2 separate regions of the Homo sapiens genome follow, and region 1 is linked to region 2. A link is a loop called in an ENCODE intact Hi-C map of the cell type or tissue named here. Cell type or tissue: psoas muscle. All regions are shown on one strand. Links, peaks and the distances in the headings refer to the core of each region. The heading gives the core; the rest is flanking DNA. Region 1 overlaps PCSK6 (proprotein convertase subtilisin/kexin type 6). Region 2 has its middle 13 kb from the start of PCSK6.

Region 1 (8,324 bases), core at 81-8,080, 130 kb after region 2:
AGTTTTCATCATTAAAGTACAATGTAGGTGTATTCACGTGACAGTGATAATCTCTGCACATTGTTTAACTTGAAAGATAAATTACTTGGCAGTCGACTTGCATTTTCAGCGTTACCTTAGAAATAACTGTAGGGTGGAGAACCACTTCTGTTTTTTTCATTGACTGTTCTACTTTCTGTCTTGGAGTTAATTTTTTAAAGTGATGACTTTTGATAGATGGCTTCCTTATTTTCTTCCTGGAGTTTCTATCTGAAATACAGAAAAATTTGAGCACAATGATCATGAAACATTTTGAAGCCTCCTCTTTTATTTCTCTTCTTAATAAAAGCACTCTAATTGGGGATGTTAGGTTAATGGTTTCAATAGCAACCACAGAAGTAAAATGTGTGGGGAGCTAACTGCATGTCAGGAAGGTGGCAGCGTGCCCTCCTATAGTAGCTGTCCTGGGCTCCCGCGCTGCCCCAGAACTTACAGGAATGAGGAGTCCTGGTGGCCTGTAACTGAGTGATTTAGCAGTTAAGAGCTTTCACATAAAAACTAATTGTTACAGTTAGCCTTGTTCCAGGAGGCTGCTGGGCTCCTAGCCCCCAGGTGAAGGTAAGGGCATGGCTTTGAAAACCAAACGAAGTGAGGCCATTAACTCCTGCAGGAGCTGGGTGCTCCCGCCCCCAGCCAGCCTCCCTGCAGGCAGCAGCAGCGGGGCTGGCGGAGGATCACACCCAACCCAGCCTTCTTTATGCAGCGGCTGGAGTCCCTTAGCAGGAATAAAAAAGTCAGATGCAAGAGACTTTCATACTCTGAAATGATTTTTTTTTTCTAGGTGTTCGCTCTGTGGGTGGGGCTCAGAGTGGCGGGGCAGGTGAGAGGTGGGGCTTGGTTGTCTTTCACTTGTAATTACCCTGCTCCCGTTCTCTCATCCCTGTGCCTTATCAATGGGATTAAAGCTTCTTCACAAGGATTCCAGGTCTATTTCTAGAGCAGATTGATCACTTCCCCTACCGATGAGCAATTGGTTGGAGTGTGGGGACCGTGTCTTCAACTTGGTTAAGGCTTTTGTGTCTGTTTCCCCTTGATCTTGCTATTCAGCACTGGAAAGGTGTTGAAGTGTGAGAGTGTAGGGTTATTCCTGGTTTTTGGGGTTGACTGGGAGCTACATTTTGAAGCCCCAGGGGAGCACTGAGTAAGTCTGCCGGCATAGACGTTTCTCCGTCTCCACACCTTGCTTCTCCCTAACGTACCCACCTTACATTCTTAGTGTGGGGTGAAGGTGGGGGATGGGGGACACTCACCTGGAGAGACACATGGGCCCTGCAGGTCCTGGAACTCCCCAGAGCCTTCTCTTGTGTTCGCCATCTACCGCAGCGGGGGCTGCTGGCCAGTAAACACTAGCAGTAAAGCTTGGGAGAAGGCAATGAAGGAAGTCAGCATCTCTAGATCAATTTATGGTGCATGCAAAGCGTGTTTTCAAATACTTACAGAGTCTCCGAGGGAATTACATCACTGTTTATAACTGTTTTGATTGTTTTTTATGACTCAGGGCCCAGTAGAGCCAAGCAGTGTAACTCCTGAGAGGCTCTGAGCAGAACGCCTCATGCCTCCCGGGAGGAGAGTCCAGGCATAATGGGAAAAGCGCTCCCCGTAATAAGCCAAGCACCGGTCGTGTGGTGGGGAGTTATTAATGTGCTGCTGGGCGGCGGTGGGTCTGCACTGAAGAATGCCATGTTTCTTCAGCTGCAGATCACTGGGGTGGGTCGGGGGCTGAGTTCAAAGAGGCATGAACCCTAATGGCCTGGAATTGGCAGGATGGTCCAGCCTGGACACAGAAACAGCCTTGGGGTACAGATTTTGGATCTGCTTGGTCTGGGGAGTCTGCTTGGTCTGGGGAGTGTGTCAGAAAATTCTAGCAGGAAGGAGTCTTGAATGATTGAGGCTTTGTTTTTACCCTCAGACTCCATCCCATATGGTAAAGCTGCCCTGAGTTTGTAAAGGGAACCATCGTCCATTTCCATGACAGGGCAGGAAAGTGAGGGGACCCTGCTTTCTGCAGGAGATTTGGGAGCACACAAGCTTGGCACCCTCGATCAGCATGAGAGGGCAGCCTCCGAACTCCGAGCTGTGTCCTTGACTGTGGGTCCACGCGAGCTTCCATTCGAGGCAGCGAGGCCTGGAGGCGGAGGCAGTGAGGCCTGGAGGCAGAGGCGTGGGCTCTGGGGCCCCAAATCCCAGCTCCTCCCCGCATTAGCTACACCTTGGGTACAGTCCTTAATTTCCCTCTGGATTAAATGGGTTAATCCTTGGAAATTCTCAGGCCAGTGCCTTATGCTCAGTGCACAGTCAGCTTGGGAAATGTTTGCTGATTGCTGTTATTTAGCATTGTGACTTCTATTTTCAATGCTAGTCTTCGGAACAAAGTAGTGGGATTTTTTATTTGTTTGTTTGTTAAAACATTTAATTATTTTTATATATTTAGGGGGTCCAAGGACAGGTTTCTTACATGCACATATTGCAGTGTGGTGAGGTCTGGCCTTTTAGTGTACCTGTCACCATGGAGGTCATACTAGGGCAACTGAGAAACGAGCTGGCCAAATGCCACCGAGGAGAAGCCGCCTTCTGGTCACCAAAGGGAGCCCATCCCTGGGGACATTCACCCAAGTCTGCCCAAGAACCCATCTTTTATTTTATTTTATTTTTGAGTTGGAGCCTTGCTCTGTCTCCCAGGCTGGAGTGCAGTGGTGCGACCTCGGCTCGCTGCAACCTCCACCTCCTGGGTTCAAGAGATTCTCCTGCCTCAGGCTCCCGAGTAGCTGGGATTACAGACACCCGCCACCATGCCCAGCTAATTTTTGTATTTTTAGTAGACAGGGTTTCACCGTATTGGCCAGGCTGGTCTCAAACTCCTGACCTTGTGATCTGCCCTCCCCCTCCCCCCACTTTGTATAAGACAAAATAATTGACTCAGCAGCAATGCAAGGCAGACAGGGCCATCGTCCAGAGGAATGGGGCCTGTGCTGTGCACCCCACAGCACTGCCCAGCAGCCTGGTCTCTCCACTGTAGGCAAGTTGGAGCGGTGGCAGCAGGCGGTGCCTCGGCCTCCCAAAGAGCTGGGATCAGAGGCGTGAGCCACAGTGCCCAGCCGAACCATCTTTCAAATCTCTGTAAGCAAATTCCAGAGGCATAAACGTCTTCAGGACAGGTGATAAAGTTCACAGTGGAGCATCCACGTGAGGCAGTCAGAGGCTGCTGCGGCTCCCCGGGGCCCGCAGGGCCCTGAGGCTGCAGTGGGGATAGAGTGGACGGGCGCTGGAGCTCCTGGCTGTGTGGGTGAGACTTCATGCTTCCGGTGCCAAGTGCTGAGCCCTCCCTTCTCCCCCAGGAGCATCCCCTTAGTGCAGGTGCTGCGGACTACGGCCCTGACCAGCGCCTGCGCGGAGCACTCGGACCAGCGGGTGGTCTACTTGGAGCACGTGGTGGTTCGCACCTCCATCTCACACCCACGCCGAGGAGACCTCCAGATCTACCTGGTTTCTCCCTCGGGAACCAAGTCTCAACTTCTGGCAAAGAGGTAAGGCGAGGCAGGCGTGGGGATGGGGTCTGGGCTCACTGAGATTGACCCTGCACAAGAGCTTCTGTCCAGTCTTGGGCCCACAGTGTCTCTGCAAGGCCCTCTGGCGTTGGGGACTCCCACTGGTTCTGCTGGCAGCTTCCTTTCTCTTGGAGACCCTTGCATGTAGGCCCCAAAAACCTTAAAAGTTGCTCCCTGAAACCTTGCCTTCCAAAAGGTCCTGGAAAACTTTCCTTTTCAGAGAGAAGTGACAAAAGAGTTGTTGTTTCGTTTTTTGTTGTTTAGCGGAGGGATTTGTGGAATTCTGGCTATGCCTTCTTTGCTTAGAAGTGCATTAAAGGTCATTTAATCCTATTCAGTTGGCTTTTGAATCGAGCATGTGTACCACAGGGAGCACTGTTTGTCCCCCCACCAGCTCTCCCACCCAGTCGTGGGCTGCCCTGCAGAACCTGCACCAGCAGGGGCCTGTCCCGGGAATACAGACAGGCTCGGGTGGTATGTGGGGAAGGTGCTCCCAGGCTGCTCTCTGCCAACTTCTCTTGCGCTCAGGGGCTGGGAATTCCAAAGCTTCGCACATGGTTTTTTGGGAGGCTATGGAGTCATTTCTTTAACAAACTTAGAAACAAGGGGAAATACATTGATGCAAATATATGACTTACAGGTAATTAGAATGAAGGTGTTTATGGGAACTTAAGAGGGGCCAGGGTATTCTGGTACCTTCTGTCTCTTTCTAGCTAAGAGGTAGAGAGAGTAAAGAAATTTCATGGACAAATCAGCATTTCCAGCTTCTCTCAAAAACCAGGACTGGCACTGTGCCCACATCATCTGCAGGAAGCCCCCCAGGACCAGGCCTGCTCTGTCTTCTGGGGTGTGGTCCCCTTGCCCACTCTGGGCCCACTTGACTCCTTTGGTGACCTGCCTGAGGCTGTGGCCCTTGTGTAGGCTATAGGGAGCTGCAGAGATTCAGAAACAGGGGCTAGCGAAGGCTCTCAGATGGAACCAGGCAGAAGTTGGGGGTTGCCCTTTGCTTAACCCTTCCCCTCCCCACCACTTTGTATGAGACAGGGTAATTGACTCAGCAGCAATGCAAGGTAGACAGGGCCATTGTCCAGAGGATTGGGGCCTGTGCTGTGCCCCCCACAGCACTGCCCAGCAGCCTGGTCTCTCTGCAGCAGGCAAGCTGGAGCGGTGGCAGCAGGTGGCGGGCCCGGCACCAGCTTTGTCCTCGGTGCACTGGAATCAACCCTGAGGCAGACCCTGGCACCAAGCTCAGCCCATCCCACATTCTCCTTTCATAGCACGAGTGTCACAGGGGCACCTCTCCCTCCTGCCGGGAGGCCCGGCCGTGCTGTGCCTCTGCCTGTGGGAGGTCTCACACGGGCACGAGCAGTTCGGTGTCAGCGGACGAGCTGCAGCTTTTGATGCTATGTTGCTCCCCGTGGTGTTTTTTATTTTATTTTTTTAACCTTAAAGATTTTAAAAGTCCTCATTTCTGGCATTTCTTGGAAAGTTGGAAGCTGTCTGACACCAGCCCCGTGTTCCTGCGTGCACTGGGCCGGAGCTGAGCAGGTGGGCGAGTGTGTGTCCATGTGCTCCATGTTTTCCGTGCTGGCAGCCCTGAGGCCAGCAACGGGCTCTCCGTTCACTCCAGCCGCACACCTAGTGGCACCCAGGTTTGTGACCCCTGACTCAGAGCCAGAGCTGGGTGCAGGCCCAGGTGATGGCCCAGGTTGACGGAGAGCCTGTGGTGAGGCTGAGAGGCTGGGGCAGCAGGTAGCAGGCAGGCGGGTGGCAGTGACCCTGGAGAGTTGGCCCACACCCTGCTCTTCCACTCCTGGCTGGGCTCCCAGGAGCCAGTCCCTTTGCCTCTCTTTATTCCTCATCTCTGAAAATGCCACTTCACTTATCTGTAAACATTAGGACTGTTATAAGACTTGAGTGTGATAATATATGTATCCCTGGCACAGGGGCCTGGTTGCCCTACGTGTCCTGCTTACGTCCGGCTACCTGACCCACAAGAACCTTCCGCTGCCCCAGCCTCCCCTCTCCCGCTCCCCTGGGGCCCTGTTTCCCTTCCCTGGAAACTTTCCTCCTCCTGCTGCTGCCCAGTGTTGTGCCCTTGGGATAATAGAGGGCAGGTCCTGCCAGGCCTATTGGGAGCCACCCCTTGGCTGGGTAGTGCTGTCCTTGCGCCATCAGGCATTTTAAAAACTACCCTAGCCCAGGAAGGGTGGCTCACACCTGTAGTCCCAGCACTTTGAGGGGCCAAGGTGGGTGGATCACCTGAGGTCAGGAGTTCGAGACCAACCTGGCCAACTCTTGTCTCTACTAAAAATACAAAAATTAGCTGGGCGTGGTGGCACGCACCTGTGATCCCAGCTACTTGGGAGGCTGAGGCAAGAGAATCACTTGAACCCAGGAGGCGGAGGTTGCAGTGAGCTGAGGTCACGCCTCTGCACTCCAGCCTGGGTGACAGAAAGAGAGTCTGTCTCAAAAACAAAAAACAAACAAACAAAAACTACCCTGAGGCTACTCCAGCTGTCATCTGAGTCTTGGGACTTTGGTTTTTTTCCAAGGCAGATTTTGTGATTGTATCAAGAATTTGTGTTTTAGGATCAATGACCTCCTATCCTACTGCACATCTTACTTAATTTAGCAGCTTTATCAGTTTGCCAGGTTCTTCACTAAGAAGCCATTGATGTGCCTCAGCACCTCAGCCCTTAAAAGACAGTTTGTCCTTGTTCTGTCCCCAGTGTGTTGGGTTCAGCTTGGCATCGAGTGTGAAAATCAGCCTTGACCTTTGCCATTTCTTAGAAGAAAGCACAGGATGCTTCCCCCTCACTCTTCTCCATTGCAAAGAATGTTCCCTAGATAAACATTTTCCTACATTGAGTGTTCAGAGAACCCCCAGATTGGAAATTGAATCTTACATCATTCAAAACTTATGTATTTCAATTTCTGATGAACAATAAAGATGCCTATGTTAAAAAAAATGTTTATTCCAAAATCGAGATAGAAAATTAGACTGTGAAGAAAGAATAAGAGGAAAAAACCTGGAATTGATTCCAGTACAGAAAGAGTCACTTCTGAGGATGGCACTGGGTGCAGGAAGAGATTGGATGTTGATTAGTTGCTTCCTGTTTCTGCCTGAACCAAGTGTGAGGCAGAAGGCCCAGGGGCTCAAGGGTACAGTTGGGAAAGACCTTCGAGTTGGGAAGGGTAAAGGGAGGCTCATCAGGACTTGCAAGGAGGGTACTGCTGGGGGTGGGGGAGCTGTCTCCTCCCCCCGCTCTCCACGGGCCCCTCCCATTCCCACTGAAAAGCAACCAACCCTGCCATTGTCATCTCCCTCAAATGCCCCTGTTGAGACTGGATCAGCCCTGCAGGTGAAGGGACAGAACTTTCCCCACAAGCTTGAGTAGCTGCTCCTCTTTCCTTATTTGTGTCTCCCAGAGAACAGTGCACACAGCTGGCTTGAAATCAAACATGGAAGTTTCATTCTTGCACAAACAAGCACTTTCAAAAGGCGTCCTTAGTGAGCACTCTCTGGGCTTCGGTGAAGGTACCCCAGGGGGACCCCCGCCCCTGTCTGCTTTCGTGCATCCGGGCACTGGAGTTATGGTCTCTGTAAGATTGTTGCTGGGTGGGAAGGAGCCAGCCACCTTCTGCAGGAAATTGTCGGGACTGGGGGCTTCTGTTGGTGAGAGCTTGTAAACATCTTTCACTGGGTTATATGAAACCTGCCTGCCTGCCTGCCTTCCTCTCAGAATGTTAAGGAGGTTCAAGGAGGTGATGGAGGAGAGAGTCTGTGTAAGAGCTTAAAGACGATCACATTTCACTGTGCCCTTTGCCCTCGGGTTGGCTGGGGCCAGACCCCCGCTACCCTGGGGGTACGGTCCAGCCAGGTCATACAGTCCCCCGAGAGCCCTGCTTGTGCCAGCCCCTCCGCCCAGCCACTCAGTACCAGCACCTTCATTTCTGACACCACACCTCCAATTGCAGGTTGCTGGATCTTTCCAATGAAGGGTTTACAAACTGGGAATTCATGACTGTCCACTGCTGGGGAGAAAAGGCTGAAGGGCAGTGGACCTTGGAAATCCAAGATCTGCCATCCCAGGTCCGCAACCCGGAGAAGCAAGGTCAGTGGCTCTTGGGAATCTCATGACAGCTTTTGTATCTCAAGCCTCTTTTTACCTCTGGGCCTTATTTAACTACGGAGTCTCTGATAATTCTTTGTTTTGTGTTTTAGAGGTAGAATTCCCATAACAGAAAATTCACCATTTTAATTATTTTTAAGTGGACAGTTCAGTGGCTTTTAGTACATCCACGATGTCATGTAAACGTCAGCACTATCTAATTCCAGAATGTTTTCATCCCCACAAAAAGAAACCCCATACCCATGAAGCAGCCACTCCCCATTCCCTCCTCCCCTCCCAGCTCCTGGCAACCTCTAATCCACTTACCATTTCTTTGGATTTGCCTCTCCTGGACATTTCATATAGATGAAATAATACAACACCTGGCCTTTTGTGTCTGGCTTCTTTCACTTAGCATGATGTTTTCAAAGTTTTTCAATATTGTCGTATGCATCAAAACGTCATTACTCGTATGGCTAAACGATATTCCATTGTACGGATTGATCACATTTTGTTTATTCATTCACCTGTGATGGACATTTGGGTTGTTTCTACCTTTTAGCTGTTACAAATAGTACAGCTATGAGGATTCATGTACAAGTTTTTATGTGGACCTATGTTTTTG
Region 2 (8,324 bases), core at 73-8,072:
CCAGTTCTCCCGGCCCTACCCTTGCGGGAGAAGGATACTATTTTGTATTACTTCTTATGAACATTGTGAGCAAAACGTTCCACGGACCACCCAAGCAGTGCAGACCACAGGCCATGTCCCAGGGACCTGGAAGCAGCAAGGACGCAGGTGCAAACACCCAGGGTGAGCCTACCCCATCCTTCACACCCAGGGTGAGCCTACCCCACGCCTTCACACCCAGGGTGAGCCTACCCCATCCTTCACACCCAGGGTGAGCCTACCCCATCCTTCACATCCAGGGTGAGCCTACCCCATCCTTCACACCCAGGGTGAGCCTACCCCATGCCTTCACACCCAGGGTGAGCCTACCCCATCCTTCACACTCCGAGTGAGCCTACCCCATCCTTCACATCCAGGGTGAGCCTACCCCATCCTTCACACCGACTACCCTGGCAGCCATGTTGCAAGAACGATGAGGGCAGCCTGGGGAACCCCCCAAATTTCAGCATCAGTGAGTGCTCTGACCTCACTGATGACAAGGTCCCACAGGTCACTTACACGTGTCACATAGAAAACGTTCTCCTGTGACCAAAAATGCAAGCCATCTGACAAAGAGTTTCAGGCTATTTTCAGTATCATTATCTTCTCCGCCAACACTGACAAATTTACCATGGTCGTGGTTTTCTTCGTTTTAATGACTGTTTGGTTGTGTTTTCCTTTGGGGATGGGGGCTGGTGGCGCTGCTGGCATCTGTGGCAAGGCCTCGAGGGAAGTGGATTTCTGCGGTGGTCACTGTGCCTTGCTGCCTTGTTTAAAATGAGACTTCATGGGACACACACAGCAAAGATGAAAGAGCAGAACCGTGGCATGTGAGGGACGATTAGGGCCAGGCTGGGCCATTAAGGCCTGGTCTAAAAGGTGCCCAGACACCTATTGACATGACACGTCCTAACTGCTCCCCAGACACCAGGATTAATCCACTGTGTCAGTTTGCTTCGTGTCCCTAATGTCTGTCAGCAGGAGCCTCTTCGTGCCTGATGGAGCTGGGGAGGGGAGGATGTCAAGGTGGATGCTCTCGGCTGGAAAAGCTCTCCAATGATGGGCTGTAACGAAAGTTTGTGACATTTCGATAGCTCTTTGCCTTTTAATGTGCGCATCTGGGGACAGCCCGTTACCTGCTTTTCTGCCTTGATCCATCATTTTTCTCTGGACCAAATCTCAAAATAATACAGCACAGAAAGAACTCTGGGTTCGAGATGGCAAGTGCAGCCTGCTCTCTGCTAACCCGACAAAGTGTTGATGAGTCAGAACTTCTGGGTAGCACACAACACTGCTGTGTATGGCTGACAAAAATGTCCAGCTTGTAAACAATTAGGAAACAGTTCAATAAAATATTCATGGGCACCATTTAACCCATGACTCAGGCAGACTCCTTACAATCTTGACACTGATAGTCTGAACATTGTCATTCTTCTACATGTCTTCAGAAGGGCTGGTAAATATTGAACTACAGTTAATAGGTTCTTGGATAAGCCAGATTCGCAGGCCCTTAACCTCACGCCTTCTCCCTTTACCTCCATGACATGATGTTTGAACCTAGAAGACAGGGTTGTCGACATCTTCTCCACCGTGCGGAGCCCTCGGTGCCAAGAGTGGTGGGTGTCCCCGTGGCCTCCCGCCTGGGGTCTGAGCTGCCGCACGATCCATTTGTCACCTCTGAAGTGTATCTCACCGTGGGCACTGGGAGCAGCAAATGGTTGTTCTGTTCTTACCTGCTCGATCCACACAAAGCTGGGAAGGTTCATGGGTGCCTAATCTCACAGGACAGACATGACGACACTGTGAATTCACACTGGGTCTCATCAGGGATTTCACTGTTCTTCCAGAGAGAGCAAGTGTCTTACTGACCACCAGAAAACATTTTTGGGGGAGGGGGAAAATAACTAGAAAGTGGAGGAAAGGTAAAATAGAAAATTCAAGGACAAATAAGATGCTAAAGAAAATGATGAAGTAGAATGAATGAGAATTGCTTGGAGGGGGTGCCTCTGGCTTGGATGGCTGTCCATTTTGCTGAGGTGTCTGGGGTTGACCACGGGAGGAGGGAAGAAAGCTGAGCGGGGAAGACCAGGCATACCTAACTAATGGTGTGGGTGATGTGATATTCCTGCTAGCCCTCATCGGTCCTGGGGCGTGGCTCCTTCTCGCCTTTGCTCTTCCTGTCTTGGAGCGGATTGAGGCTGGGACGAGAAGAGAGATGGGCCAGCAGAAGGGCTCTTCCCCCATTCCCCCAAACCCTTCCTGAAATACCAGCTGGCAAAACTTCTCGAATGTGCAGTTTCGGAACTATCACAGCTTCCATGAATATCAGATGTTCCATTTAGTTCTTGATCTCTCTCCCCTCTGTCTCTTTTGTCACTTTTATTTATTTTGTTGTTTTAATCTTCCTGGAGGCCTAATGGGCTGTATTTGAGATCAGTAGGATACTTTTAATGGTTTAAGTTGCCATGATTCCAGGCCCCAAGAGAAAATGTTCTGTATTTTTTCAACCAAAACCTGTGCCTGCCACTTCTTTTTAAAATATTAAGGATGCATTTCCCTAGCCAGTCCCAGCTTGAGCATTTGACCCTCCTGCCCACCCAGAGTTGCCAGATTTAGCAAATAATAATACAGGACAGACACTCAGGTAAATTTGAATTTCAGATAAATAAAAAATAATTTTATGAGTGCAAGTGTATCCCAACTTTTGTGTGAGGTACGCTTAAACCAAAAGTGTTTTCATTGTTTATCTGAAATTCAAATTTAACTGGGCATCTAGTATTTATTTGGCAATCATACCAGCTGATTCCTCAACCATTCTTTGGAAACATTTAATCCCAAGTTCTTACACAGCAGACACATTTAATCATACTTACTGCCTAGCAAGTATACATACTTTTTTTTTTTTTTTTGAGACGGAGTCTTGCTCTGTCACCCAGGCTGGAGTGCAGTGGCGCGATCTCAGCTCACTGAGAACTGGGTGAGTCTCACTGGGAACTCCGCCTCCCAGGTTCACGCCATTCTCCTGCCTCAGCCTCCCGAGTAGCTGGGACTACAGGCGCCCGCCACCACGCCCGACTAATTTTTTTGTATTTTTAGTAGAGACGGGGTTTCACTGTGTTAGCCAGGATGGTCTCGATCTCCTGACCTCATGATCTGCCCGTCTCAGCCTCCCAAAGTGCTGTGATTACAGGCATGAGCCACCGTGCCCGGCCCGTATTCTTTGTTCATGATGTCTCTACCTGGATGCATGCAGGATGTCTCCGACAGTGAGCTTCCAAAGGAAGTCCCTCTGAGTGGCTTAGAGGGCTGTACTCACAGTAGGGGCTGATGGCACAGATCGCTTTAGGAAGGTGGTGAGTGGGAGGTGGTGGTGGGGAAAACAAGACTTACCGGTTTACCAGAGGCAGGGATCAGGGTGGGATCGGGAGGGAATAGGATTTGGCGCTGTTTTCACTGAATTCTGGAATTGTGGTCTGGCTCTGGGAATCACCTGGGAGGTCAGCCCCTGGAGGGGAAAGGCAGCCCCTCCTCAACGTCTGCGACAGGTGCCCTCCTACGCTTCCCAACCCCTCCCAGTGTGGGCAGTTCCCCAGCTCACAGGCAGCACACGCAGGTGGAAACAGCTCTACCTGTCGGCTCACCCTCTGGCGAAATTCTACTTTCAGACCAGGAAAGCTGAGAGGGGTGGAGGGTGCCTCGCTGAAGTCACAGTGCTCGGGCCAGGCCTTCCCATGCCTCACCTTTCTCCACTGGACCCCGCTTGTTCTTTTCGGCCTGTGAGAAGGCCACAAACAGTTGTTACTTTTTCAAGTCAAAGAGGGTATGCGTCCTGAAGACATGATCAGAGATGTCATTAAGTGTGCGCGTGTATAGGGCGGAGTGAGGCCCAGGAGGTGGAGTGGTGCGGCTCTCAGGTCACGGACATGGAATTCCTGACTCTGCCTGCTCCCGGCGGCCTGCTGGCCTGTCAAGGGGAGAGCACAGTGAGTGACAAGAGGATTTATTTCCACCAGCCAGAGAATGGCTCATAATTTACAGCCCGCTGAGCCAGCCTCTACCACGGCATTAGAGCCTTCCTTTTGTAGACAGTAATAAATTGTCTTATCCCCGGTGCTGACATAACATGCTCCTTTTTAAGTGCGCCATAATTTTCATTTTTAAGGGAATATTCATATTGGATGGCAGAGCTCATGGGCATCTGAATACTTCTCTGGAGAGAAGCCTTTTTTTTTCTTTTTTAAAAGAAGATATAATTCAGCTCCTAAATGCCACTAGCAGGGATAGGCTTGACTTCTAAAGCGACATTAGGGGCAGAATTTGGGGACATTGTAGACCCTTCATAGACAGTGACTTGCCCCTCATCAGTAGGCATCAAAAGGATCAAGCCCCTGCAGGATGCACGTCCTTTGACTGTCCGCCTTGCTGCCTTTGCACGATGGTGGCCAGGGAGCTGGGGCGGCCTCGGGCTTTTCCATCCCAAAGGACGGGCTTCCCCGCCACCAGGGGGACTCACTCCCTTGAGCTCCCCCTGGCAGGAGGGGCCTGGGGGTGACAGGCAGACAGTAAAGGAGTCTGAAGCCTGCCCGGGGGGTTCCCAGCTTGGGATCATGGGGCTGCCGAGTCCGGGCACCGTGTCTCTCTCCTTCTGCATCCTCCAGGGGGCAACAGTGCAGCCTGCTGATCCCCAGTGAGCGGTTCTCCCCGGGGCACAGTCCTGGAGGGGGATGCCACAGATGGTCCCTGGTCACCAGGGAGTCCTCGGGCCTGTCTCCTGTTTCTACCGACCCGTGGGGATGGGCCAGCCGGGGTGTCCTTCTCCCCTCCCGTCAAGGTTCTTGTGCCTGGGTCCTTATCTGAGGATGCCCTCACGGCGTGGCAGGAAGAGATGGGGCCGGGTGGCTGCCCAGGCTCCTCCCTCTGCCTTTGCCTTGTGCCTTCACAGCCACCCATTCCAGAACCCTAACTGTTCACCTGACAAGACCTCAGGCAAAGCCCTGGCTCCCTCGGAGGATCGGGGCTTTCTTGTTTGTAAAACAGGACACGGACTTTAGGAGCTCAGACACGAATGCATGCAAAAGCCTTACAGAGGGTTCAGGAGAGGTGAGTTTTTGTCTCCTCCTCTGCTCCTTCTTTCTTCACTGCCTGTTTCCCTCCTTTCACCAGGCACGTAGGGGAAGGAGCTGAGGTCCCCAGGCTGTGCAGTCCTTCTAGGTCTGGGCTGTGGAGGGAGAGGAGAGGCTGGCCTGGGGGTCTCTGCTGGGGGAGATACAAGTCCGGCCTGTGGGGTTGGCCAGCCTGGGGCATGTCTGTGTTAACTCAGACACACCCACACAGACACTTCCAGAACCAGGCATGTTTACAAGTAGCAATGAGGTATTGCTAAACCTCTGGCCTGATGAGAACAGCTCTCACATAATGCTGTCTGAGTGCCAGGCCCAGGTCCAGGCACTGTACACTAATTCATTTAAGGTGGACACAAATATGCCCATTTTATGCTCAGCTGGGAAAACTGAGGCCCAGAGAGGTCAATGGACTCATCTGAGGTCAGGCAGCTGGGAGGTGGCCGAGCTGGGATGAGAACCCAGGTGGTCAGGGCTGGAGCCTCTTCCCTAGCCACAGTGCCCCTCTGCCTCTTCTCCTCCTGCCTGAGCAATCCCACTTCACTTGGACCATCCCCTGCCTATTCCAGGAGACAGGACTTGAGTGTCACTTCCCCTCCTGCTGTCTTGTGGCCCTGCCATGCACTGTGGCAAGTCTTCTGTTATCTTCTGCCTGAGAGGCCGTGACTAAGAAGGTTCCAGACTTCCCGTCTATCAAAGGTGAGGACTGAATTAGACTTTCTTCTTGACAGTGGTGATCACCTGTGACCTGTGACTGGTACATGCTCAGGAGGGAGTATACTGTTCCACTTTGCTGATTTCTAATGAAAGATTACTTTTACAGGATGGAGGGAGAAAGGGCTCCGAAGGAGAAGGAAGAAGAATAAGGGCATTGGCCTCAGTCCAGATGAAAAGACCCAGATGCAAAATTATTTGGGCCACATATGTGTTGTTTGCTTATCAAATTTTCAACCTTTGAAAAATCACAATATTGGATGGTGGGAATCAGTAGCATTGCTGGAGTTCCTGTGGGTGGCAGGAGTTGGACATTGTGGCAGGTGACCCTGCAAAGGATAAACACAGAACCTGCAGAGGGTAAAGGATTTCCCAAGTCTCACTCCTGGAGGGAGGGGCACAGGCATGAGCAGCCTATCGGGCCCCATGTCATGCAGCTATGTTCTCTGCTGCTGGTGAGCTTGGCATCGAAAGAAAACATAGCAGGAATGATTTTGTCTGGGTTGGGGATTTGGGGGAGTTTAGACTATAAATAGTGAGGAGGATATAAAAAGCCTTAAGAGGATTTTTGGAAGCCCTAAATCCACCACATAGACCAAAGCAAGTTAACAGGAACCACTTCGGTTTTAGTGAGGTCTAAATGTGACTCAGCATAGTGCCCTCCCCTCCACTGTTCCCTTCCAGCTGTCGTGGTTCACGTGTCCGCTGTCACCACAACCCTTGCCAGCATCTGCCAAACCAAGGGCACGTGTGTCAGGAGGTCTGCTGCCAGCATGCCAGCTGCCAGGTGCTGCCTAGCCTTGAATTACGGCCTGGCTCACTCCCTAAGGGAAGGCATCATTGGCAGCCTCTTCTGCAGCAGAGAAAACGGAAGCATAGGAGGGTAGGTGCCTGGTCCAGGGTCACACAGCCAGCAAGTAGTGGGCTGGATTCCACACTCAGCCGAGGCCCACTCTGCTGATTCTAGCATAATTTCTTCAGGATCACCTTTTGAGTGGACCTCAGCTGCGTGTGGGAAGGAACCTGCTTGCCTCTGTGCCTTGCTTCTTGGACACCTGCGGTCCCAGCCTTCTCTTTTCTGTGGGCCCTTATTTCATTTAATACATGGACTCATCATAAAACCCCTTTGCACTCCTGTAGCCCCAGCTCAGGAAGCCTGAAGCCCACCCCGGTCACCGAGGTGCTCAGAATCGATGGAGATCCAGAGTTGAAACCTCCCTACGTTTGGTCCTGTGTCCCCAGGGTCTGCTGCCGGCTCCTAGATACCTACAAACAGGTCTTTACTGTTGACTCTTTTAGGAACATCACTGTGGCCTAATAGTGAGGGAGTGACATTTAGGATGATGGCCGACCATCTCATTTATAGGAAAAACCCAGGGCTCTAACACATATTTTAAAAATCACTGCACTGCTGGCACAGCCCTGCCACCCAGCATTGTATTAGCCAACTCCTTCCCAAGGCTCTGGGAGAGGCTGCAGTGGGAACATTCCAGATCAGAGGTTCTGCCTTGTTTAAATAGGGGTGGAGCGAGATTGCCAGGTCTGAGGCTTCATCTTGCCAGTGAGAAATGGGGGTGCAGGGAGCTGTTTTAGATGGGGGTGCAGGGAACAGCTGCTGAGGCCTCACCGTGAGTCACACACAGGGCTGGCAGTGAGGCCACAAATCACAGTTGGGCCCCCAAACATAAGGTCCTACAGCCAGGGAGAGCCATTCTGCCTGGAGACCGAGAAGAATCCAGTCAGGAAGAAATAGTGGAAGCTAAGGTGCCCGGGCCTGAAGGGCCAGTCCGTCTGGGAGCAGCAACTGGCCCTATGGTGGGACAGGAAGAGCAAGAAAAACAGTGCCAGCTTGCTAAAGGCCGTGCCCCTGAGTTTGATCTCCACCCTGCTGGCTGAGAAGACTCACTGATGGTCTAAGTCGTCTCATGGGAGTGCCTGGGAACCAAGACTCTGGAGACGGCAGGGAGGGTGATGAGGGGCAGCGGCTGGAGCTAGAGAGACCACCTGGGAAGTGAACACCACAGACAGTGCGACAGGGCCCTCGGCTAGGGTGGGAAGCCTGGGGACGGGTGAGGGAACTGGTGAGAGGTGGGAGTCAGGCCGAGCCCACACTGGGTCAGGGCATGAAGGCCACAGCATGCCCTTGAGGCCAGGGTCTGGTCCGGGTGGGGGTGAGGAGGTTAGAACAGGCTGCTCTGGATTTCAGAGGCCACAGAGAGTGGAGATATTGAGTAAGGAGGTGAAGATGTGGGACCCAAGGTTCCCGGCCTCTTGAAGACAGCGTGGGGCTGCGGGTGCAGGTCAGAAGGCCTTGGAGGCCAGGTGGGTTGGAGCTGTGGGAGTGCCCCTCCTCCGCTTTCCACCCTTCTTGGGATGGAGTCCAAATTCTTGCCAAGGCTGATGAAGCTGTCACAGCCTGGCCTCTGGCCGTGCCTCTCATCCCCTCTCCCACTACCCTCCTGTCACTGCCAA

The links. Peaks named below come from ENCODE experiments on the same cell type or tissue, not always from the same donor. Only the 100,000 strongest peaks of a DNase experiment are listed, where the experiment ranks them.
Region 1: a loop joins it to region 2, with 1.8 times the contacts of the local background. A loop is called at or near these places in 9 of 110 quality-filtered maps.

What each region holds. Positions count from the first base shown.
Region 1 is chr15:101,365,574-101,373,897 of GRCh38, reverse strand. PCSK6 (proprotein convertase subtilisin/kexin type 6) reads left to right here. Exons shown (of 22, transcript NM_002570.5): 12 at 3,375-3,563; 13 at 7,566-7,702. Among named protein-coding and RNA genes, the nearest start is that of PCSK6-AS1, 35 kb to the right of the region's middle. RefSeq lists enhancers at 2,635-3,134, 3,135-3,636. In psoas muscle, for the core only: no CTCF peak of the experiment used is centred there; a DNase peak (open chromatin) is centred at 4,807.
Region 2 is chr15:101,498,416-101,506,739 of GRCh38, reverse strand. No RefSeq gene overlaps it. Among named protein-coding and RNA genes, the nearest start is that of PCSK6, 13 kb to the right of the region's middle. In psoas muscle, for the core only: a CTCF peak has its summit at 4,628 (motif pointing right); DNase peaks (open chromatin) are centred at 3,969, 4,669, 6,239 and 6,609; H3K27ac peaks cover 3,541 bases.